Linked DNA regions of Homo sapiens: region 2 is linked to region 1. A link is an interaction called in ENCODE POLR2A ChIA-PET data of the cell type or tissue named here. Cell type or tissue: K562. All regions are shown on one strand. Each heading gives the region's core, and the rest is flanking DNA. Links, peaks and the distances in the headings are about the cores only.

Region 1 (12,399 bases), core at 3,484-5,983:
GCGGCCCCCCCTCCAGAATTTAGACTCAAATCACCTGTGGTTTCCAGCCCACAGCCAACATTCTTAAACAGGGTGATCTTAGAGAAAAGAACGTTTGAGAATCTTCACATGATTTTCTCATTAAATGACAATTTCTTTGGCAAAGAACAAATCAACAACCTAATTAAGAGTTACTTTTTTTTTTTTTTTTTTTGAGTTGGGTCAAAATACTGCTCAGGGTCCCTAATAATCTTCCTCTTTCCCAAGTGTTTTCCTCTTAGGAGGAGAATGCTAGATCGTTTGCAACCTGAGAGACCCTCTTTGGCCTGCAGCCTGAAACCCTGGGGTTATTCTTAAGAATCTGGAGAGGACTTGGGTTCTTCTTGGGCATGACCAGTTCTCACTCCAAAGGACCTTCAGGATGAGAGATCAGTGTCAATGTTTCCCCATGGGTATTTATTATTCTGGAAAATTTGGGGTAAATAAAACAACTTTGGGATTTTATTATAATCGATCTGGTTCTTAGCAATTAACATCCTGAGATCTCTATTCTTTTTACCACTGGCTTCACATATTGCTATAAATGGGTACACCATGAATATCATGATGACATATGGTCAGAAGTACTTGTAAGCAAGCATGTGCTCCTATTCTGTTCTGGGAATTCTTTACAAGTTTCTGCACCCACCCCCATCAGCACATGGAGCCAAACAGGGTGTCTGGGGCTCTCCAGGGAACTGTGGTATGCATTATATTTGTTTTTAGCATCCCAGATCTGCCCTACCAGGGTCTTGGTGCAGTCTCTCTTGCTCCCCCATCCTAAAACCTGCTCTTGAAAGAGTGGTAAGTCATAGTAACTAACAATATGGGTGTCCACTCTCCCCTGTGTATTACAAGGATTATAGCCTTTAGCTAGTTGGAGGCTCCTCAGGGAGAAGTGCTGTCTACTCTCATACTTCCTCCTTCCGGGAATGCAGCATCAGGAAAAATCATTTGGAACAATATAAAGAAGGAGATTTAGCCCTACCACCTAAATTGACCCTGGCAGTTGAGTAAGATAAAACATTGCAGTGAAATTGCACTCATGGCCAAAACGAAGCTCTAACTTTGGAATCTGGTTTCTATGCACAGTGGGCAGTATTGTATTGGATGGGGCAGCAGGCTTCCCAGCATCTGTGAAGTCACGTCACCTGGGCAATAGTCTACTATGCCTCTACCAGCCGCCTGTGGCCAGGAGTGTCACAGGCTTTCGATAGGTTGCTTGGTTCGAGACTCGACACTCATATCTCACCAAAGCAGACACTGGCACTTTGCACTGGGTTTGGGGTTCCACCTACTGCAACTGACATACTGCAGCTAAGCAGGCATGAATCACCTGGGGTTTTCCCCAATTTCATAGCCTTTTGGGAGTACAAGACCACATAGACTCCAAGTGAATGGGGTTCTACCTTAAATCTGAGTAGTTTCTAAGCAGTATAAATGTATGACTAATTTTTTGTTCTTTGTGGTTTTTTTTTTTTTTTTTTTGAGACAGGGTCTCATTCTGTCATCCAGGTTGGAGTACAGTGGCATGATCTTGACTCACTGCAGCCTCGACCTCCCCAGCTCAAGTGATCCTTCCACCTCAGCCTCCTGAGTAGCCAGGACCACAGGCACACACCACCGCACCCAGTTCATTTTTTTTTATTTTCTGTAGAGACAGGGTTTTGCCATGTTGTCCAGGCTGGTCTTGAACTCCTGGGCTCAAGTGATCTGCCTACCTTGGCCTCCCAAAGTCCTGGGATTACATGCAGGAGCCACCATGCCTGGCACTAGTTTCTTAAAATCATAAAAATGCATGTTTTATATAACCTGAGCAAGAAGGAATAGCTAGGTTGGCATTTTTAGCCTATACTTACCCAACCAGGCTTATGAAGATTTGGGTAAAAAATTTTACCCACAGAAGTGTGACATAAACTTTGTACAAGGCTCCACCTCAGCTTAAGGGGAGCCTTGTTGCTTTTCAAAAGAGATCATGAGACTTACATTGTGTTTATGGCAAAAATTTACAGCTTGCAGTGTCTGCCAAGTTATGCTCTTCACGAGATGTTCTGGTACCCTAATAAAAATAAAGCAGCACAAACACATTCTTTAGTGTAGCCATGGAATTCAGCTCAAGAAAAGAAAAAATAAACGAAGATAGGCTTTAGTAGTGAAAAATCTTAGGTGACACATAGTCATCTTACTCATCAATCATTCCATGAATCCAAAATGTAAAAATATGCGACCAGCACACCGCTGAAGTCTAGGGAGAACAGGTTAACAAAAATGCAAACATCTACTTCTTTGGTAAGGACATGAAAACCTACAGGGATTTCAACAAGTATTTATAACCACCTATCTCAAACATCTGTGACACCACTGGGAAACTGCCTGGTAACTTAAGCTCCATTTTCACAAGGAATTTTTTATTGATGTAAAGTTAAGTTACTATTCAGCACAAAAGATGCTGTTTATTTTCTCAAGTTGCCCCAAACAGACAGCCTTGAAGCAGGACTCATCTTCCATGTGTGGGCATGTGGTCTCTCAGAGCAGCATTGCTGTTGTTTGTTTGGTTTTTTAGATAATGAAGACTTTACTGATTATAGCAAAGAGCTTTACATTGCAAACCATTCTATTTGTTTTTTAGCATCCCAGATCTGCCCTACCAGGGTCTTGATGCAGTCTCTCTTGCTCCCCCATCGTAAATTGTTATTAAATGTTAATAATAATTTAAAAACCTGAGGCATCCTGGTTCTTTCCCTATGCTGCCATGGCAGCCAGCTGCAGCCCAGGTACATCTTTCTACTCTCTCCTCCATCACCACAGCTAAACTTCAAGCCACTGCTCCCAGTACTTCTTCCCTGACTCACATCTTTTATTACCAGGGCAACCAGTAGTTCCAGCAGGTACTTTGTGTGAATTAGAAAGAGGCATCTCGCCTGGAAACATTTAAAACAACAACAAACCAAGGCAGGGAGTGTAAGAAACGAACCACAGAGAGAGTGCATTTATTTTCTGAGACCCCAACCCACTGGCTGGACTTACTGTTTTGATAAACATTCCACAGTGTTGCTGTGGTCCTCAGCCAAAACGAATAAGTAAATCAGGGAGGAAGCTCTTGAGTAGCTGTGTTAAGGGGACTACAAAAAGTCACTTGTAGCCTCTGAGAGAGGCTACAAGGCCACTGTTGTCACAGGCCAGACGTTCAGGAAATCCTTTCAAGCAGATCAGGGGGTGTTTGAACAGAGAGTGGGATCACATGAAGGAAAGGAAGAGGCCACTTCCAGGAAGGCTAGTTGGGACATTGCTGGACCAGGTCTATGTCCCTGTGTTTGAAGTTGCTTCTCTCCAAATTCTCTTTTCCTTGTTTGAGCGGCATATAGGCATAGATGCTAGAAAAAGTCACTGTCGAGAAAAAAGGCTTAGAAAAATGCAACTAAGATGAGACATTAGGGGGAATGCTTTTCCCCAGCCTCCACTTTTAATTTTTTTTTTTTAGGGTCAGGGTCTTGCTGTGCTGCCCAGGCTGGAGGCAGTGGTGCTATCATAGCTCACTGAACTTTGGACTCCTGGACTTAAGGGATCCTCCTGCCTCAGCCTTCCCAGTAGCCTCTACATTTTGTCCAGAAAAATGGAATATATTTTGATTATTCAATAAATTAAATTTTTGGTTTTTTTTTTTTTTTTGAGATGGAGTCTTGCTCTGTCACCCAGGCTAAAGTGCAGTGGTACAATCTCAGCTCACTGCAAACTCTGCCTCCCAGGTTCAAGCGATTCTCCTGCCTCAGCCTCCAGTAGCTGGGATTACAGGTGTGTGCCACCACACTCAGCTAATTTTTGTATTTTTAGTAGAGACAGAGTTTCACCATGTTGACCAGGCTGGTCTCAAACCCCAGACCTCAAGTGATACGCCCACCTCAGCCTCCCAAAGTGCTGGGATTACAGGTGTGAACCACCATGCCCGGCCTGCAAATTAAGTATTAATATAGGGTTACCAGTACCAGGCAACTTTAGTTCCTACAAACATTTCCCCAAATAAATTATATAAAAGGAGCATATAAAAGTAAATTATAGTTGCATATCATTATTGCTCCTTTAATCCCCAGCACAGCTAATCCCCAGAATTACAAAACTCTCAAATGTAAAAACTCTGTACAAACTACTTAGTGCCATCTTGAACTGGCTACTCACTTCACTTCTTTACTCAGTTTCTTTTCTGTAATGCAGAGGCCTCAGACTCTGAGATCCCTTTTAGCTGAAACACTCATAATAAGAGGGGCCAGTTTTTCACTGTTGGAGAAGGGAGTTACAACTATAAAAAGGGGAAAAATAGATAGAATATATTCTGTGGTGTTGGATTTAGAGAGAGAGAGAGAGAGACAGCGTGAGAGTGCTGTGCTAGAAGGGGTTGATCACCTTATATAGGATGGCCCAGAAAGGTTCTCTGGTTAAGGGAACATCTAAAATAGTGGTTAAGTGGTGAGAAGTGGCCAGATTTGGGCTATATTTTTAAAATAGAGCTTCCAGGATTTTCTGAGGGATTGGATGTGGGAGAAAGAGAAGAATCAAGGAATGACATCAGGTTTTTAGCTTGAGTAACTGGTACACAGTGGTGCCTTTTACTCAGGAGAACACTGGAGGGGAAACTGGTTTGGGGGAAGGGAATGCTTACTGGACACCCAAAGGAAGACTGTGAGTCAGCAATTCTACATTCAGAAGGAAGGTCAGGCTGGAAATATGAGTTTGAGAAGCATAGCATATGGGTGGTATTTGGGGCCTAGGACTGAATGAAGCCAATTAAGGAGTGAATCCAGCTAAAGAAGAGGAGCTCGGAAGGAAGCTGTGAGACCCTTCCCCACAGAGGAGCAGAAAGAGGAAGGGGACCCCACAAGGGCACCTGAGTTGAGAGCATCAAGTGAATAAGACAACACTCAGGAGAATACAGTATCACAGGACCAACTGAAGAAAGTGTGTCAAAGGACTTCTGAATTAAGATGATGGATTAAGCAAGCCCAGCTAATTTTGTTCCCTCCTGAAACCTGACTAGAACTACGCTGAAGACTTCTAAAGACAAAACCTCACAAGGTCAGAGAGGACAGGAGAAGAGATAACAGCAACACAATGTGGAATCCAGAAAGCAACTGAATGAAAGATAATTAACTTAACAATCCTAGAAAGCGAAAATCTAAGCCAGGAGAGGGAAGGTGGAGAACCAACCAATTCATCCAGAAAGAATCCTCAAAAGGCTCGGGAAGTAGCAGCCAAAGTCTCTATGGAACTAGGAGCTAAGGAGTATGGAAAAAACTGTTTAGAAAATAATTAAATCCCTAGATCCCCTCCTCTATCATTTGCCCATAGGGAAACACTCTCCACTACTGGGCAGAAGGCTGGAGCTTTGTTTCTGGAAAGGATAAAGCAGAGGACATTTGGCATACGTGAGATTGTGGATACCGTTCTGAAAATGTGGATACTGTTCTGAAAACAGGGGATTAAAGGACTGTACACATACAAAATGCTGAATGCTGGGATTCCCCACCCCTCTTCCCTCACTAGACTCTGGGAAACCCGGCAGGCAGACTTCACTCTCCAGGCACAATATTCAAAGACTTTTTTGGGAGAAGCTCAGAGGGAAAGCTCTGAAGATTCTGACACTGGGGTTCCACCAGCAAATGGCCCAGCTAGAAAACCATAGTGAAGCTCAGAGCTTCCAGTAGTTCCTTGTTCTTAACTATGAGCATATAACCAGAGACTATATGATGCCCAAGAAAAGCCTCTAATAAGAAAGTAGAAGACCAGAACAAACAGAAAAAAGCAACTTAAAAGAAACAGAAATTATGGAGGATGAAGAGAACATTTTTAAATACCATTAATATCCTCAGAGAGAACAGGAAAGCTGTTGTATCCATGAAATAAGAACAGGATACTACAAGAAAATGGGAGGACCAGTTCAAGAGTCCACATCCCAATAATAGAGGGTACAGAAAAAGAAAATAGGTAAAACAATGAACAGGAAGTCAATAACAAAACAATTCAAAAATTTTTTTCTGAGGCAGAAAAGGCCCAGCAAGTGCCAGGATAATGGATGAAAATCAAGACACACTCATGAGTTTCATAATCAAAAACACTGAGCACAAAGAGAATCTCCTACAAGTTTCTGGAAAAAGAAACAGGACTTCACAAGAGAGCAGAAAATAGAATGGCATCAGGCTTCTTGGCACTAGAAGATAGAAGACACTAAAATAATGACTTCAAAAATTTGAAGGAATATTATCTTCAACCAAAAACCAATAAACAAGCCTATATCCAAACAAAATACCAAACCAGTGTGAGGATAGAATAAAGCATGTGAGGGCAAGGTCTCAACCTCTTATTTGTTCCTGTACCTCTCATCTGCTCTTTCTCAGGAAGCCCCTCATGGATGCAGTCCACCAGAAAGGAGCAGTCCATTATCAAAGAAGATTATGTGGGCTGGAGACCCAATGCAGGAGGGAAGCAGCAGGAGTTTCTGGGAGGATGGCAGAGGGAGATGACGGGATAACTGCACTCCAGGTGGCAAAAGCAACCCATCCTGACAGGACAGTGTGACCCAAGAGCCATGCACAGTAAGGGGTATCATCGCCATGCCCTCTGCCTCATGCAATCTTAAATAAATATGAATATATTCAACAAACTTAACAGCTCTGGAAGAGTCTGGGTGACTGGCTGGACCCTTCAGGCTAAGGCAGATGTTTTGATGTTCTTTGTTCTTCTCTCTTGTCTTTTTGTTGTTGTTGTTGTTGTTGTTTGTTTTTTGTTTTGTTTTTTTGAGACGTTGTCTCCCTCTGTCACCCAGGCTGGAGTGCAGTGGTGCTATCTTGGCTCACTGCAACTTTCTCCTTCTGGGTTCAAGCAATTCTCCTGCCTCAGCCGCCCAAGTAGCTGGGATTACAGGCACACACCACCACACCCAGCTAATTTTTGTATTTTTAGTAGAGATGGGGTTTCGCCACGTTGGCCATGGTTGGCCAGGCTGGGCTCGAACGCCTGACCTCAGGTAATCTGCCTGCCTTGGCCTCCCAAAGTGCTGGGATTACAGGTGTGAGCCACCGTGCTTGGCCAATACTTTTTTTGCAGAAATGGGGGTCTTGCTGTGTTGCCCAGGCTGGTCATGAACTCCTGGGTTCAAGTGATTCTCCTGCCTTGGCCTCCCAAAACACTGGGATTATAGACATGAGCCACTATGCCTGGCCTAAGGAAGATGTTCTTAAAATTGTAGCCCGTGCTAGCAAGGCTAGGGAACTCATTCCACCTTAAGATATTTGTTTCCACATTGGTGGTAAATAGTGGTTGTGGCTGAGCTCTAGGGCAGAGTGGGGAAGGGCTAGAACAGGTATGAAGAAAAGGGGCTCAATTCCTTCTCATTCTTTACTCCCTTTAATAGCTCTTCTAGCTCAAAAGCAAGCTCTCCTTTCAGAGCAATCATACATAAGCTCAACCTTAATCTATGAGAGAAGAAGGGGCTTGAGCTTTTCTCCTGGGCCTGGTTCTTCTCTGCCATGGGATTAGGTGATTGAACTTTAGACGAGCCATATATATCCCCAGCTTTTCTTCCTAGTAAATAGTACTCCAAGGGAGCTGGACAGGATCCAACTTGGGCCTTTTGGACTCCCAGCCAGCTGGGCCTGGTCTGGTGGGCTTTAAAATCCTGAAGATATCAGCTCCCCCGACCTAGAAATGAGAGTCGGGCAAGGTATGAGAAAATCAAGCAAGGATCCTCCCTTTCTTTTCTGTCCCACACCAAGATGGAAGGGGCTCAAGAAGGCACTTCCATAGGTAGTCAGGTGGTCTTCCTTGAGGCCTTCAGTTCAGTTGCCTTGTTGAGAGCTCCAGTTGTTCCTCCAGAGCCCACTGGGCTGTTGCCCAGCTCCCCAGAGGCACTCCTTCTGGGGAGGGCAGAATGGAATCCATCTTTCGCTAGTGGGAAGATGTGGAGAATGGGCACACTGCTGAGCTCTCCACTGGTGTGACCTCATGGCATTCTTCCTGCCTGCTTTGTGAATTTTGTTTCACCCCCCAGGAACATAAAGGGTTCCCAACTGCTTGATTCTAAGGAAGGGTGTGGGCGGGAGAGGGGGGTGTCATTTGAAATCCCTGGAGTCTAGATTTCTGTGTGATTATATCATCTTTTTAACCAGTTAGAGATGGATGTACTTGGTCAAAATAAGCAAGTAAACCCAGAAAGAGGAAGACAAATCCAGGAAGTAATGAATCTGACCACAGAGAAATGCGGCAGGAATTACAAGGATGATGGCAAAGGGAAATCCAAGGGATACAGCTGGACAGCAGGTCTTGAGTACAACAAGCCAGACAGAAGGAAAAGGAGGTTTAAAGGCCAGACATTACCAAGAAAAAAAAATGGAACTGATGGATTACCTGATGTAACTATCCTGTGAAAATGTACATTGAGAGGCTATTAAAATGAGTTGGGGTGGGGCGCAGTGAGTGGCTCATGCCTGTAATCCCAGCACTTTGGGAGGCTGAGGTGGGCAGATTGCTTGAGCCCAAAAGTTTGAGACCAGCCTGGGCAACATGGTGATATCCCATCTCTACAAAAAATACAAAAAATTAGCCAAGCGTGGTGGCAGGCACCTGTAGTCCCAGCTACTTAGAAGGCTGAGGTGGGAGGATTATTTGAGCCTGGGAGGCGGAGGTTGCAGTGAGCTATGATTGGGCCACTGCACTCCAGCCTGGGTGACAGAGTGAGGCCTTGTCTCAAAAAAAAAAAAAAAAAGGTCAGGGGAGGGAATTAGCAACAAGATTAAAGAATGTCAAGCAAATTTTAAAACAAGGCAAGTGTTAATTTGAGGAAAAAGTACAAAAGGAAGCCATAGTATGGTACAATGCTCAGCTATAAGTAATATTTACATAGGCACAATAATGGGAACAGTGAACATTAATGTAACTATTTTGGAGGATTAGAACAGGAAGCAGAGGAGATAGTGATTTCAGGGAGCTAAATTTTCATCTCTCACAATAGAAAGGCTTTGATGTCTAAAAATTGATATTTTGAGATATATTAATCACTCTTTTACATTACATTATACTGCTGGATTTGATTTGCTAATAATTTTGCTAAGGATTTTTTACCTAAATTCTTGAGGAATATTCATCTGTCATTTTCTTTTCTAGAAATGTCTGTCTGGTTTTGGCATCAGCATATAGTGGCCTCATAAAATGATTTGGGAAATGTTCCTTCTCATATTTTCTGAAAGAGTTTGGGTAGGGTTACTATTATTTCTTCCTTATATGTTTGATAGAATTCATACATCAAATATTTTAATAATAGAGCCTAAGGTAGCACAATTATAAGAAAAAATATATATATATAAATCCATATCTTTGGTGAGAAAGTAAATTGGTTCTGTCTGGCAAAATTTACAACTCAAAAGTACCAATTTGAGAACTTCTAAAGGAAAATTACAAAAGAAGAAAAATCTATTTGTAGGAAAATTTTATACCAGAATCATTATCAAACCAAACACTGAAAATGACCTCAGTATTCAACCAGAGAGGAATGGTGAGACATAATAAACTTAATGTAATATTTTACAGTCATTGACAATAGATCTAAAAATTATAATGCAACATATATAGAAAATACATAGAAAAGAATATTAAGCGAAGAATAGAGTTGAGGGGAAAAACAGCCATCTCATCACAGAACACAGAGAATGTGGTGCTTCGTTTGGAAAAGCTTGGCTGCCTTTGCCGTCTTCAGGCTTGCAGACACAGACACTCAATTTTGTCAGCATACCAAGACAGTATCCATTTCAAAGGGGCAAGTGAACATTAAACAAATTAACTAGCCTGTCATATAAAACTAGAGTGCCAACGTATTCACCCATACCCAAATTCTGAGTACTAGCTCATGCTTTCTTTGTAGACAATTTCATAAAGAAAGTCAAGTTATAATCAGAATGATGAGCAAAGAATTTGGATGAGGGAAAGTAGGCAATTTGACTCTTCATTGCTGTTAAACTGAGATTGCTTAACTGCATCCATCTCGACTTTAGGAATAATTTATCATTAGATAAAACATAGAGTCAGTCAAATCTAACAAGCCTAGAAGCCATTCTGTCTAAGGTTGCTTTACATACCTCCGCCCTGATGCATTATGTGTTCGTTTCACAAAATAACTTTCAGAAAGCAATCTCTGTCTCTCCAAGTTTTTAGGGGAGGCTGTATTGTGACCCTAATGTCCTAATAACAAAATCAGACAGACAGAAATGTAAACGACTACCATATGAAAGTGAAGACATCAAACCGATTTTTAAAAATTCTTCAGAAATGTGAAATTCTTCGGAGATGATGAAGAAATAACATGTATCCCTTTCCAGCATTCTCAATTACAGAAGTCATCCTTTCCACTGCTGCTTGTCTAACATTTGTGACACAGATCATCAAACAGTTGGCATTCATTAAGACTTCATTTCTACACAAGGCTATCACAAAGATGGGAAGGGCTGGGGGTCTGGCCAAACTCTTGTAAAAAAAGAATATATTACTAAGAATTTATCCTAAAGAAATATTTACGAAAATGGTTTTTCACTGTAGCATGGTTAGTAATAGAAAATAACTGGAAACAATCTAAATATTTATCAATAGGAGATTGAACTAAGAAATCATGGTATATTCATACAATGGAATTCTATACAGCCATTTTTAAAATATAAAGGTAGATATGTATAGATAGGGAGAAAGCTCCAGAGTACATTTAAAAAAAAATGCAGCCTGGTGTGGTTGGGCACACCTGTAGTCCCAGCTACTCAGGAGGCTGGAACAGGAGGATCGCTTGAGCCCAGGAGTTCAAGTTTAGCCTGAGCAGCATAGCAACAAGACCCTGTTTCTAATATTAACTAATTTATTTAACTAAATAAAAACAAAATAAATGCAGAACAGTATGTAAAGCTATTGATTTTATTTATTTCAATTTTTTCTTTTTTTTTTTTTTGAGATGGAGTTTTGCTCTTGTCACCCAGGCTGGACTGCAGTGGCACTATCTCAGCTTACTGCCACCTCCGCCTCCCGGGTGCAAGTGATTCTCCTGCCTCAGCCTCCCGAGTAGCTGGGATTACAGGCGCCCACCACAATGCCCGGCTAATTTTTGTATTTTTAGTAGAGACGGGGTTTCACCATGTTGGCCAGGCTGGTCTTGAACTCCTGACCTTAAGTGATCCGCCTACCTCGGCCTCCCAAAGTGCTGGGATTGCAGGTGTGAGCAACCACCCCCAGCCCTTCATTTCAATGTCTGTGTTGCTTTAAAAATTTGCAACAAACAACATATCATTTTTAATCTAAAAAAGAGAGAGAACATTTCTGGAATTTCACTGTCAGAAACTGAAAACTTGCAGTAATGTACATTACCCAGGAGATGTTCTTTGAACAAACTATGTTATTCAGAGAAGGAACTGGTGGTAATTAAATCTGTGCAGGAAAGAATCAATGAAGTCTTATGTCTGGCTGAACATATAGGTAGGCAGAAAAATGAGGAGAAAACATCCAAACCAGTTATTTGTAAAACTTTGACACAGGGAGACCAATCATCTATAGAATAATAGATACAAAGTTTTTTAAATTCTGTATAAGACAAGGAATGGTTGTGATTGGGGACAATTATAAAAACATAAACCTAAGCACTGGGAATTATAATTGACATGTATTCATGTTACTGTAACAGGATACATATCTCGTGGTATAAACTTGCTTGTGTTAGTAGCAACATGAAGTTGGATCTTCTCCAAAAGCTTTCCAAGGGAGTACCAGAAGTTACAAGCATGTTAATAAGAAGATGAATTAGTGTCCATTTCAGGTTCAAATGAGAAGTCTTTGAGTCTGATTTGGCAAGAATTATTTTTAATAATTAAACATTAAAACATTACTATAATAATAAACATGAAAAATATAAAAGCACAAATAAAATGAAAAATATCAATAACAATCATAACTCATCACTAGTAATATTCAGATTACTTGTCTTTTTTCCCATCTATATATAAATTCTATGAAAATGAAATAATATGTATTTTTATTATAGTATAATTTTTTTTCATTTGACAACTATTCATGAACTTTTTCCTATGTCAATATATGTTTTATCTGTTAACATAAGCTTTATTCTTAATGGGTCCACTGTATTCTATCATAAAACTTTATTATAATTTACGTAACTAATTATCTATTGTTGGATATTTCAGTTGATTGCAATTTTTTCTTTATAAACAATACTTAAAAATATCCCATAACAATAAATACTTTTGTAATTAAGTTTTTGCACATATATTCAAATATTTTCTTATGGTAAATTGTTCAAAGTAGACTTGCTGGGTTTAAGATAATGCCTCTAAGACTTTTAATTCCACA
Region 2 (12,399 bases), core at 4,879-7,378, 180 kb before region 1:
TGAGGTCAGGAGTTTGAGACCAGTCTGGCCGACGCGGTAAAACCCCGTCTCTACTAAAAATACAAAAATTAGCTGGGCATGGTGGTGGGCTCCTGTAGTTCCAGTTACTTGGGAGGCGAAGGCAGGAGAATCATTGGAACGCAGGAGGCTAAGGCTGCAGGTTGCAGTGAGCTGAGATTACACCACTGCACTCCAGCCTGGGCAAGAGAGACTCCTTCTCAAAAAAAAAAAAAGGAAAGGAAAAGGAAAAAAGAGAGTAAAAGACCAACATAAAAGTATATAAAAGTATGACAAGCACAACTTTCAATAATGTAACTATCACAATAAATCACACTTCTTTGAAAACCAGGCATCAGAGACAGCGAAGTAAGCAGAGGCATTCACGTTTTCAACACTTTGGAATTACCCAGGTCGACGTCTAGGTGAATACTGCTTGTAAATTCGGTCCATGCTACCTTGGAGATTCATGAGAGCAGTAATAGCTTGGTTCAAACATTCTCTGTCTTCTTGTTCTTCACTACATGCTTTCAATTGCTAAGAAAAAACAGAAAGAAAAATCAAAACTGCATTGTTTGATTCTTCCCCCAACTTTCTAGTAATAGAAAAAGCAGCAACAAATATTATCAACTCTAAGTTAATTTTATATATACTTAATAAAAACAGCTATAATTTTATATATACCTACTGCCCTCTCAAACCAACCCTTTTTCTTTCTTTTTTTTTTTTTTTTTTGAAACAGGATCTCACTCACTGTGGCCTTGAGCTCCTGGGTTCTAATGATCCTCCACTCTCAGCCTCTCAAGTAGCTGAGACCACAGGCGAATGCCACCACACCCAGCTAATTTTTAAAATTTCTGTAGAGACAGGGTCTCGCTATGTCTCCCAGGCTGGTCTTGAACACCTGCTCAAGCTATCCTTCTGCCTCTGCCTCCCAAAGTGCTGGGATTACAGGTATGAGCCACCAGTCCTGGCCCAACCTTCTTTCTATAAACATAAACACAATACAGATATAAACTAACATGAGCATAGTAATCAGGAAAAAAAAAAGCAACTGTAAAAACCATTCGGACATTTTATTTTTATTTTTTATTTTTTTGAGACAGGGTCTTACTCACTCCGTCACCAAGGGTGGAATACAGTGGCAGGGCTAACTGCAGCCTCGATCTCCTGGGCATAAGGCTTCCCGAGTAGCTGGGACCACAGTTGCATGCCACCACATCCAGCTAATTTTTTTATTTTTATTTTTTGTAGAGATAGGGTCTCACTAGGCTGGTCCCAAACTCCTGGACTCAAGCTATCCTCCCATCTCTGCCTCCCAAAGTGTTGAAATTACAAGTGTGAGCCACTGTGCCAGGCCACATTTTCCAAACATATTTAAAAAGTTTAAAACACCTAAAGCATGAAGCTTACAACTTACTTTTATTCATTAGCAACTATGAATAGAGAAAATAAGTAACTATAAACTATTTCATATTCTCTAATGATTACTTTGTTTTAGCAATTTCAAGTTTACAAATCTTTGTTATATAACATAATCAAGGGTACTAACTTTTAACACTTCAATCTATCATAAACTTTTCCGTAAACAGCATCTCTCAAAGGATTCCACTGCTATTTTTTACAATATGAAATGTCAAGAAACCATGAAAATTAATTCTATCTCAATCTTTAGAAGATTTAGAAACTGACTTATTAATCTCTAAAACTCTGGTTCTATTTCATTTGCCCCAAAATGTTCTCTTGTATTTCACTCTCAGAAAGAAAGCAAATTTACTTATAATAAATAATTCAGATTGTATTGTATTGTGCTCCAATGTTTTGATTTTTTTTTTTTTTTTTGAGACAGGGTCTCACTCTGTCACCCAAACTGGAATACGGTGAGGTGATCATGGCTCACTGCAGCCTTGCCTCAACCTCCTGGACTCAAGTGATCCTTCCATCTCAGCCTCCCAAGTAGCTAGAACTACAGATGTGTGCCACCATGCTTGGCTAATTTTTTTTTTTAATTTTTCTGTAGAGATGGGGTCTCACTATGCTGCCCAGGCTGCCCTCAAACTGTTTTAATCTTTTGAAAGAAGAGTTCAAAGTGGAACATCATATAGATATTATATATATTATGTATTTATAAATATATATTTATGCAAGGATATGGGGAATTATGATCACTTCAGAAAATTTTTAAAAACTTAAATCTATTTTGTGATCTTTAACTTATTAGAGATTTTGTGATAAATTAAAATTTTCCTTATATTCCAAGAGCAATCTCAAAAGCATTCAGCAATGGTTCCCTTTCCTCAGCAAAGAACTAACTGGCTATTGTTTGACAACTTTGTCCATTACCTTTTATTTATGTCTTAGAAATTAGTCTCTATATGAAGCACAGAGCCATTTGATTTTATTTCAAGACACATGTAGAGGTCTTGTCATCAAGAGATTAGCAACATAAATAATGTAAATGACTATTATTAGAAGTAATACCTTAATCTCTAGACTAAGCAATAGAAAGGATGGAAGCAAAGTCAAAATATCATAGAAAGTTTGAAAAAAGATCTGTGCTTGGTTATTCTGACTTCTACAGGTGAAAGTTACTGGCAAAATCACTTATTTTGCTGCTTTAAAGATTTCTTACAGAAAGTCTTCTCAGCTCCACTCTAAAATATTTCTTTAATAAATATGAATGTTGATGACATCAAACACTTAATTAGAACTGTTTTATTCTTGTTTTTGTTTATCCAAATATCTAAATTATCACCAGTAGTGATATCCTACCAAAAAGGTATGATTTTCATTGTCTACTTGGTCTTAAGGCTGCTCAAACTCTTCCACGTGTCATTTTTAAATAACCATGTAATAATTATAAGCTGTAAAGGAGAACAAAATTGAGGATATTTAGAGTGGGATTTCCTGGTAATGGAAGTATATTAAACAACGGCTCTGTTTGGCATAATAATCTGATAATTTGCTAAATATTTCTTGAATTTTCAGCAGTGAGATTTGATAAACATCATATTAATGAATATCCAACTAATATTCTACAGATACTTAAAAGAATGTGTTCCAAACATCTTACACAGAAATTACTGGGCCAGGCAAGGTGGCTCACACTTGTAATCCCAACATACTGGGAGGCCAAGGCGGGCAGATCACTTGAGCCCAGGAGTTCAAGACCAGCCTGACCACACGGAGAAACCTTGTCTCTACAAAAAATACAAAAATTAGCCGGGCGTGGTGATGTGCACATGTAGTCCCAGCTATTTGGGAGGCTGAGGTGAGAGGATGACCTAAGCATGGGAGGTAGAGAATACAGTGAGCTGAGATTGTGCCATTACACTCCAGTCTGGGTGACAGAGTGAGACTCTGTCCCCCGCAAAAAAATGAAAATAAAAATAAAAAATACAAAAAAAAATTAGCTGGACGTGGTGGTGCATGCCTGTAATCCCAGCTACTCAGGAGGCTGAGGCATGAGAATCACTTGAACCTAGGAGGTGGAGATTGCAGTAAGCCAAGATAGCACCACTGCACTCCAGCCTGGGTGATAAGGCGAGATTCTGTCTCCAAAAAAAAAAAAGAAAGAAAAAGAAAAGAAAAATTACTGTACTGAACTATGTGCAAACAAGTAATGTACTTTCATGCCCCCATTCGCTTTCTACACAACAGTCTCTGACCTCCTTATCCACCCGGTGAATTTAGCCACTAGGATACAGTTGAAATGCTTCCTCTTGAAGATGCCTTCTGATTATGCCTTTTCCCTCTTAAATTTTTTCTTTTGAAATATCAAATTTATAGAAAAGTTGTAAAAGTAACACAAATAACTCCTGTAATACTCTGAATCACCAATTTTTAACATTTTGTCACATGCTTCATCATTCTGTGTGCCAGTGTGTGCAGATCGTTTTTTTAGTAGTTGTGATACTATCCACTCAGTTCCTTCCAGAGGAAGGGGGACTACGGCTGAATGGTTTTGCAGTAGTTTTTGGAATATAAGGAAAAGTCAAATGTATCACAAATTACTCTCAAATAGTATCATTCTCCTTTACTCCTTTAATATTTCTCATAGCTCATCTTACAACAAGGATTTTCTTTTACAGAATCACAGTATAGTGATCAACTTCAGGAAATTTAACACCGAGTAATCTACTGCATAATCTAATCTATAGTGTATATTCCAATTTTGCCAACTGTTTTAATAACATCCTTTAAGGTAATATTTTCCCCCAAAACAGGAACTGGTCAGTGAAGCACTAAATTGTCATGTTTCTATTGTCTCTTTTATTCTGGAGAGTTCCTAAGCATTTGTCTTTCATGACTCCCGCAAATAAATAAGGACACACACACCCGCGCACACACTGTTCTCTCTCTCAGTAGGACGAATACCCAAAACCATTATGTATTTTTTTTTACTCCACTGAACAAAGGAAAAATCAATAGGAATTTTTTTCTGCCTTCCCTAAGCAGAGCTAGTAACTCCTGCTTCATTGATCTCATAGTACTACCTCTATTAGGCTCTTATAATATTGTAATTATTTGTTTGACATCTATTTTCTTCACTAAATTGTAAACATCTTAATGCCTAGGGACACGTTTTATTCCTTTTCAGTTTACCTGCATGTGGTAGGTATCCACTAGGTGGTTGTCAGAAGTAACTGGAATAAATGACTACTGTATGATTTTGTTAAGTATTTAGACCAATAATGAATGTTTTTTGAGCTCTGCTCTGTGCACGCTCTTTTATGCATTAGCTTATTTAATTTTTATTACAACTCTGTAACACGAGGTACTATAATCATATGTTACAGATGAAGGAAATGAGGCACAGAGAAATTAAGTAATTTGCCCAATATAAATAGGAGAGTTTATATCCAAACCCAGGAGCTCTGACCCCAAAGTCTCTGCTTTTTTGCTACACTAATACCCCGTGGCTCTACCATGACACCAGACACAGCTACGCAAAACACTGGTCTGTGTCTAAATCTGATGACCACTGAGTTGAAAGGGATTCTTTCTATGTTGAAAACAAACTGGATAACTACTGAGTTTAAGAAATAAAATGAAATGAGTGTACTCTGGAAAAGAGGTCAAAGAGAAAAGATACCCTTGCTACATATGCTTAAAATTAAAAATAAAAGTGATTGTTTATTAATGGGTAATATCTTTTCTTTTTCTTTGAGATAAAGTCTCACTTTGTCAACTAGGCTGGAATGCAGTGGCACGATCTCGGCTCACTGCATCCTCGATGTCCCGGGTTCAAGCGATCCTCCTGCCTTAACCCCCCAACCCCTGAGTAGCTTGGACTACAGGCATTGCCACCACATCCAGCTAATTTTTGAATTTTTTGTAGAGATGGGGTTTGGCCATGTTGCCCAGGCTGGTCTCAAATTCCTGAGCTCCAGCAATCCACCTTCCTTGGCCTCCTAAAGTGCTAGGATTACAAGCATGACCCACCGCGCCTAGCTTTAATGGGTAATATCTTATGAACCTAGCTGAAGAATATATTCCTTGCTACCTGATACTCATCATTATCCTTAGTTGTCTATAAGTGTATCCTGTCTAAGATTTTATATTTCATGTAAGTTTTTTCTTAACTCTGTATGAGAATTCACTGAAATATTTACCCTGCTTTTCTTGAAACTCCTACCAAATGCTACATCTACTATGGACATATGTGCCCACAGCAAGGGGAATTTCAATAAATTATGAATTTGTCTCTAATTCACTGTACTAGGAGTTCAGTCTAGGTGTGAAATAAAACATGTAATCAATTCTTTTTTATTAGTAATAAACTCTCTAGATTTTCATAAGAGTGGAGTTGGTAATTTGGTGGGAAATTAAATCCATTAAAACCTATGACTAGGCTGGGCACACGGGCTCATGCCTGTAATCTCTCCACTTTGGAAGGTCAAGGCAGGAGGATCACTTGAGGCCAGAAGTTTGAGATCAGCTTGGGCAACATAGCGAGACTCCCTCTCTAAAAAGAAATAACCTAAAAACCCCAAAACAAACAAAAAACCCGTGATCATATTTCTTTACGTGCTTTTTTAAAAAAAACACTAACTTTAAAAAAAAACACATAAGAAAGTTAACTGTTATTAACTTTCTTTCATATGTACCTGAATCATATGTCAGTACTGAAAAAGTAAATATGTAGTAAAATCCTCTTTATGGTCTTTTTTAAGAGTTGAGAGATTTCTTTCAATAGAGATTGCAAGCTCTTTATGTTATGAATATACTCACACACACACAAAAAGAATGACAAAGCAAGCCTGGGCAACATGACAAAACCCCTTCTCTACAAAAAATAAAAAAACAAAAATTAGCTGGGTATGGTGGCATGCTCTTGTAGTTCTAGCTACTCGGGAAGCTGAGATGGGAGGATTGATTGAGCCTGGGAAGTCAAGGCTGCAGTAAGCCATGAATGGGCCACTGCACTCCAGCCTGGGCGACAAGAGTGAGACTCTGTCTAAAAAAAACAGGAATGATAACAAGCAAATGTTGCATAATGTTAACAACTGGTAGCCAGGCGCAATGACTCACACCTGTAATCCCAGCACTTTGGGAGGCTGAGGCAGGAGGATCACCTGAAATCAGGAGTTTGAGACCAGCCTGGCCAACATGATGAAACCCAGTCTCTATCAAACAATACAAAAATTAGAATGGCGTGGTGGTGTGCACCTGTAATCCCAGCTACTTGGGAGGCTGATGTGGGAGAATTGCTTGAACCCAGGAGGTGGGGGTTGTAGTGAGCCGAGATCACCACTGCACTCCAGCCTGGGCGATACAGTGAGACTCTGTCTCAAAAAAAAAAAAGAAAAAAAAAGTGAGTCCAGGTGAAGGGTGCTCACCACTATTTCTGTAACTTTTTTCTGTTTTTCAAAGTAAAAGGTAAAAAAATATTACCTATAAACTCAATTGTTTCATATTGAAATACTGGTTGATCTTCCTCAATGAACCTCATTGAAGTTATTACTAAGTTTTCCTGTTAAGCTTTAAACTAAATTAATTCCTCTTGAGAGAGAATAATTTTTATTCTTTCCATTACTAAATTTCCAAGGAATGACCAGGGAGTTAGGAGAGTAAGAGAACATTACTTGCCTTTGAATAAACCAGTTCTAAAATGAGAGAGTTAACATGTCCTTAGTAAAAAAGGACAGACATAGATTATTTTCTGAGATAAGGTCTTGCTCTCTTGCCCAGGCTGGAGTGCCGTGGTGTGATCTCAGTTTATTACAGCCTCTAATTCCTGGGCTCAAGTGATCCTCTCATCTCAGTCTCACAAGTAGCTGTGACTACTGGCATGCATTACCACGCTCAGCTAATTTTAAAAATTTTTGTAGAGATGAGGTCTCACTATATTGCCCAGGCTGGTCTCAAACTCCTGGGTTCACGCCATCCTTTCACCTCAGCCTCCCAAAGTGCTGGGATTACAGACATGAGCCACTGTGCCTCGCCTATATACCTTCTTAGAGAAATGTCTAAATCCTTTGCTCATTTTTTTAGTCAGCTTGTTTTTTGTTGTTGAGTTGTAGGAGTTCTTTATGTATTCTGGATAAGAATCTTTTATCAGATATATAATTTACAAATATTTTCCCATTCTATAGAATGCCGTTTCGTGATACTGTTTTGGCTCAGTACTCATCCAAAATAAATTCTGTCTCATGTTAAGCCTACTTTGGGATGAGAATCATAAGAAAGAAGGCTGGACTAGTGTGACTCAAAGGTTATTACATCCCTTTAGTAGTAGAAAACACAATCCTGGAACAGTTTTAACCCACTGTTTTAAAGTATCTGCTTTGGTGATCTACCAAGAGAGATTTATTCTTGGATTTAGTGTTTAAATATTATTTTTTATTTTCCAAAATCAGATTTATGATAAAACAAGATGGAAAAACAACTATATGACAAGAAATTAGAGGATACCATATATAGTTACCTAAAATTATTTCAAAGTACATTGTTAGGCCTGGTGCAGTGGCTCACGCCTGTAATCCCAGCAGTTTGGGAGGCCAAGGCAGGCGGATCATTTGAGGTCAGGAGTTTGAGACTAGCCTGACCAACATGGTGAAACCCCGTCTCTACTAAAAATATTAAAAAAAATTAGCCAGGCATGGTAGCACGCATCTGTAATCTCAGCTACTCAGGAGGCTGAAGCAAGAGAATCGTTTAAACCTGGGAGGTGGAGGTTGCAGTAAGCCGAGCCTGCACCATTGCACTCCAGCCTGGGCGACAGAGTGGGACTCCATCTCAAAAAAAATAAAAATAAAAATAAAAAACAAACAAACAGGCCAGGCACAGTGGCTCACACCTGCAATCCCAGCACTTTGGGAGGCCGAAGGCAGGTGGATCACTTGAGGTCAGGAGTTTGAGACCAGCCTGGCCAACATGGTGAAACCCCATCTCTACTAAAAAAAAATAGAAAAATCAGCTGGGTGTGGTGGCGGTCACCTGTAATCTCAGCTACTTGGGAGGCTGAGGCAGGAGAATCACTTGAACCTGGGAGGCAGAGGTTGCAGTGAGCCAAGATTGCACCACTGCACTCCAGCCTGGGTGACAGAGTGAGACCGTGCCTCAAAAAACAAACAAAGTACATTGTTGGTTTATTGTTACTCATGGCAATATATATTGTTATATACATTGTTGGAATAATGTTATATTATTGTTGCCATGCAACAATTTATATTGCATGGCAATATATATTGTTACATATATATAGTTAACTCATGGCAGATATATAGAATATATATCTATAATATATTCACTTTATAGATAATACTTTTTTGTTCTTTTCAAATTTAAGCCCCATAAGGTTGATCACAAACTACTGTTTTCATTTTTCTTCTCAGATAAATTTTGTTTATTTATTAATTTACTTTTAAGACAGAGTTTCACTCTGTCATCTAGGCTGGAGTGTACTGACGTAAACATGGCTCACTGCAGCCTTGACCTCCTGGACTCAAGCAATCCTCCTGCCTCAGCCTCCCTAGTAGCCGGGACCACAGGCATGCACCACTATGTCCAGCTAATCTGATTTTTTTTTTTTTTTTGTAGAGACAAGGTCTCACTTTGTTGCCCAGGCTGGTCTTGAACTCCTGGGCTCAAGTGACCTTCTCACCTTGGCCTCCCAAAGCGCTGAGATTATAAGCATGAGGCACCTTACCCCACTTTCTAAGATAAATTTTAGATAAATTTCTACAAACTGCTTTTTAAACATAATTTTAGATTATTATCTTAACATATAATTCAATCTTCATGCAAGAAGGAAAAGAAAAAAAATCACTTCTTGATTTATAAGTAACTTTATAACATAATTCTTATATCCAAAGAAAAAAAATATAGCCAGGTATGGTGGCTCATGCCTGTAATCCCAGGACTTTGGAAAACTGAGGCAGGCAGATTGCTTGAGCCTAGGAGTTCAAGACCAGCCTAGGCAACATGGTGAGACTCTATCTCTACAAAAAATTTAAAAATTAGCTGGGCATGGTAGCACACATCCGTAGTCCTAGCTACGTGGGAGGGTCGCCTGAGCCCAGGAGGTCAAGGCTGCAGTAAGCCATGATTGTATCACTGCATTCCAGCCTGGGTAACAGAGCAAGACCCTGTCCCAAAAACAACACAATAAAATAGATGATATACAAATAGTTAACAAGTATATAAAAGATACTCAACATTACTAGTCATTAGGAAAATTAAAATCAAAACCACAATGAGATACCACCTCGTATCCATTAGGATGACTATTATTAAAAAAAAAAAAAAAAACAGGCCAGGCAGGGTGGCTCACGCCTATAATCCCAGCACTTTGGGAGGATGAGGCAGGTGGATCGCTTGAGGTCAGGAATTCGAGACCAGCCTGGCCAACATAGTGAAACCCTGTCTCTACTAAAAATACAAAAAATTAGCTGGGTGTGGTGACAGGCGCCTGTAATCCCAGCTACTCGGGAAGCTGAGGCAGGAGAATCGCTTGAACCTGGGAGGCGGAGGTTGCAGTGAGCCAAGATCGTGCCATTGCACTCCAGCCAGGGCAACAAGAGTGAAACTCCATCTCAAAAAAAAAAAAGAAAAAGAAAAAGAAATTAACACGGTTTGGTAAAGATGTGGAGAAATCAGAACCCTGTGCACTGTTGGTAGGAATGTACAATGGTGCCATTACTATGAAAAACAGTGTGGTAGTTACTCAAAAAATTAAAGATAACATTACCATACGATCCATCCATTCCACTCCTGGGTATATACATAAAATAATTCAAAGCAAGGTCTCAAAGACATATTTGTACACTCACATTCACAGAAGCATTATTTATAGTAACCAAAAGGTAGAAAAAAATCCAACAGTCAGCCAGGCGCGGTGGCTCACCCCTGTAATCCCAGCATCTCGGGAGGCCAAGATGGACAGATCATGAGGTCAAGAGATTGAGTCCATCCTGGCCAACATGGTGAAACCCTGTCTATACTAAAAATACAAAAATTAGCTGGGCATGGTGACATGCACCTGTAGTCCCAGCTACTCAGGAGGCTGAGGCAGAAGAACTGCTTGAACCCAGGGGGCAGAGGTGGCAGTGAGCCGAGATCATGCCACCGCACTCCAGCCAGGCGACAGAGCAAAATTCCATCTCAAAAAAAAAAAAAAAAAAAAAAAAAAATTCAACGGTCTATCAACAGATGAATGGATAAATAAAATATGGTATAACACACCAATGAAATATTATCATCTCTCAAAGTTTATTTGTAAGCGTCATTGATGTTGTGTATTGTTCTAGTGTAAGTTTCTTTCATTATCTGAATGAACCACAATTTATTTACCCTTTTCTGGTTGGCAAACAGGATTTGCTATTACTGACACCTGCTACAGACTTTCTTGTACATTTCTCTTGGTATACATGTGCCTGCATTTTGTTTCTTTAGAGTATATATTCAAGGGTGGAATTGCCTAGTCAGACAGTATACATATTTTTTAATTTAAAAGGTAATGCCAAGCAGTTTTCCAAAGTGGGTTATACAGTTTACATTCCTAACAGAATGCAAATAGTTCATGCTGCTGTTTATGGATATTTTCAGACTTTCAAATTTCTGTAATCTGATGTGTATGTAGTGGTATCCTGTGGTTTTAACTGCATTTCCTTGACTATTAATGGTTTGAATACACATTTACTGCCATTTTGGATATCCTGTTTTGTGAAGTGATTCAAATCTTTTGCCATTTCTAATCTCTTCTAAGGCTTGTCTTTCCATTCCACATTTCTATTTGTTCTTGTTGTTGCTGTGCATTAATTAAAACTGAGTATATTCCATATTTATTCTAACGGTTACAGTTTCATTGATCAGACATGGGTAGTTTCTCTTTATTCATTCCTTTTTTTTTTTTTTCTGAGATGGAGTCTCGCTCTGTTGTCCAAGCTGTCTCCTGCCTCAGCCTCCTGAGTAGCTGGGATTACAGGCATGTGCCACCACCCCTAGCTAATTTTTGTATTTTTAGTAGAGACTAAAAACATGATTTTGCCATGTTGGCCAGACTGGTCTCAAACTCCTAGCCTCAAGTCATTCCCTCCCCCTTGGACTCCTAAAGTGCTGGGATTACAGGCATGAGCCACCGCACCTGGCTCTCTTTATTCATTCTTTGAAGCCCAAAATTACTACTACCTAGTAATAAAGAGTATCTGCTGCCTTTGGACAAGCATGAGTACTCATCAGTGAGTGTTTCTTTTCCCATTTCTAATTCCTTACACAATTTCCCTTGATCTTTTAAAGGCAGGAGTGATTACCAAAGTGAGCACGTGAAAGATGGAGATTTTCTGGTGACAATCCATTCATTTCTCTCTATTACTGCTACTGATTTTCACTGACTCTAGCTAACATCTAAGAACTTCTGTCTACTTTCAGATTATGGCCCATTTTCAACTGTAATTCCCACATATCTTGCTCAGTAAAATGTTCTTTCTCAATTTTTTTTTCTTTAACAGGGTCTTGCTATGTTGCTCAGGCTGGCCTTGAACTCCTGACCTCATGTGATCCTCCTATCTCAGCCTCCCAAGTAGGTGGGACTATAGGCTTGTGGCCACCATGCCCAGCTTCCAACTTTTTAACTGCTCTTTAGAAGCAAAGTATCTTTCTGCTTGATTATTTCGTACCTCTCCTTTAGGATACCACATCGTTGGTTTAGATAGACAGTTACGACTTTTTCCGTCTAATCCATGGTAGTAACATTAAAATAAAAGCCATAATAATTCTATGTATACCTTGTAGGCATCTAGGCAAGGAATATATATGATTATTTCTAATGAATACTTATCTCTTTTTTAAGTTCTTTTTTATGGAGTGCTACTACCCACAGCATTTGATGCTGGAGGTAGCCAGCTTTTTTTTTTATTTTTTTGAGACGGAGTCTCGCTCTGTCGCCCAGGCTGGAGT

What was found. ChIA-PET counts read pairs that join two places held together with the same protein. Peaks named below come from ENCODE experiments on the same cell type or tissue, not always from the same donor. Only the 100,000 strongest peaks of a DNase experiment are listed, where the experiment ranks them.
Region 2: POLR2A ChIA-PET joins it to region 1 with 5 read pairs; 2 of 35 experiments call an interaction of 5 or more read pairs at or near these places.

What each region holds. Positions count from the first base shown.
Region 1 is chr14:50,342,982-50,355,380 of GRCh38, forward strand. It overlaps CDKL1 (cyclin dependent kinase like 1), which reads right to left. Exons shown (of 10, transcript NM_004196.7): 4 at 2,005-2,077. Among named protein-coding and RNA genes, the nearest start is that of DMAC2L, 37 kb to the left of the region's middle. RefSeq lists an enhancer at 4,530-4,824. In K562, for the core only: no CTCF peak of the experiment used is centred there; a DNase peak (open chromatin) is centred at 4,680.
Region 2 is chr14:50,161,076-50,173,474 of GRCh38, forward strand. SOS2 (SOS Ras/Rho guanine nucleotide exchange factor 2) reads right to left here. Exons shown (of 23, transcript NM_006939.4): 9 at 407-534. Among named protein-coding and RNA genes, the nearest start is that of VCPKMT, 51 kb to the left of the region's middle. In K562, for the core only: no CTCF peak of the experiment used is centred there; no DNase peak of the experiment used is centred there.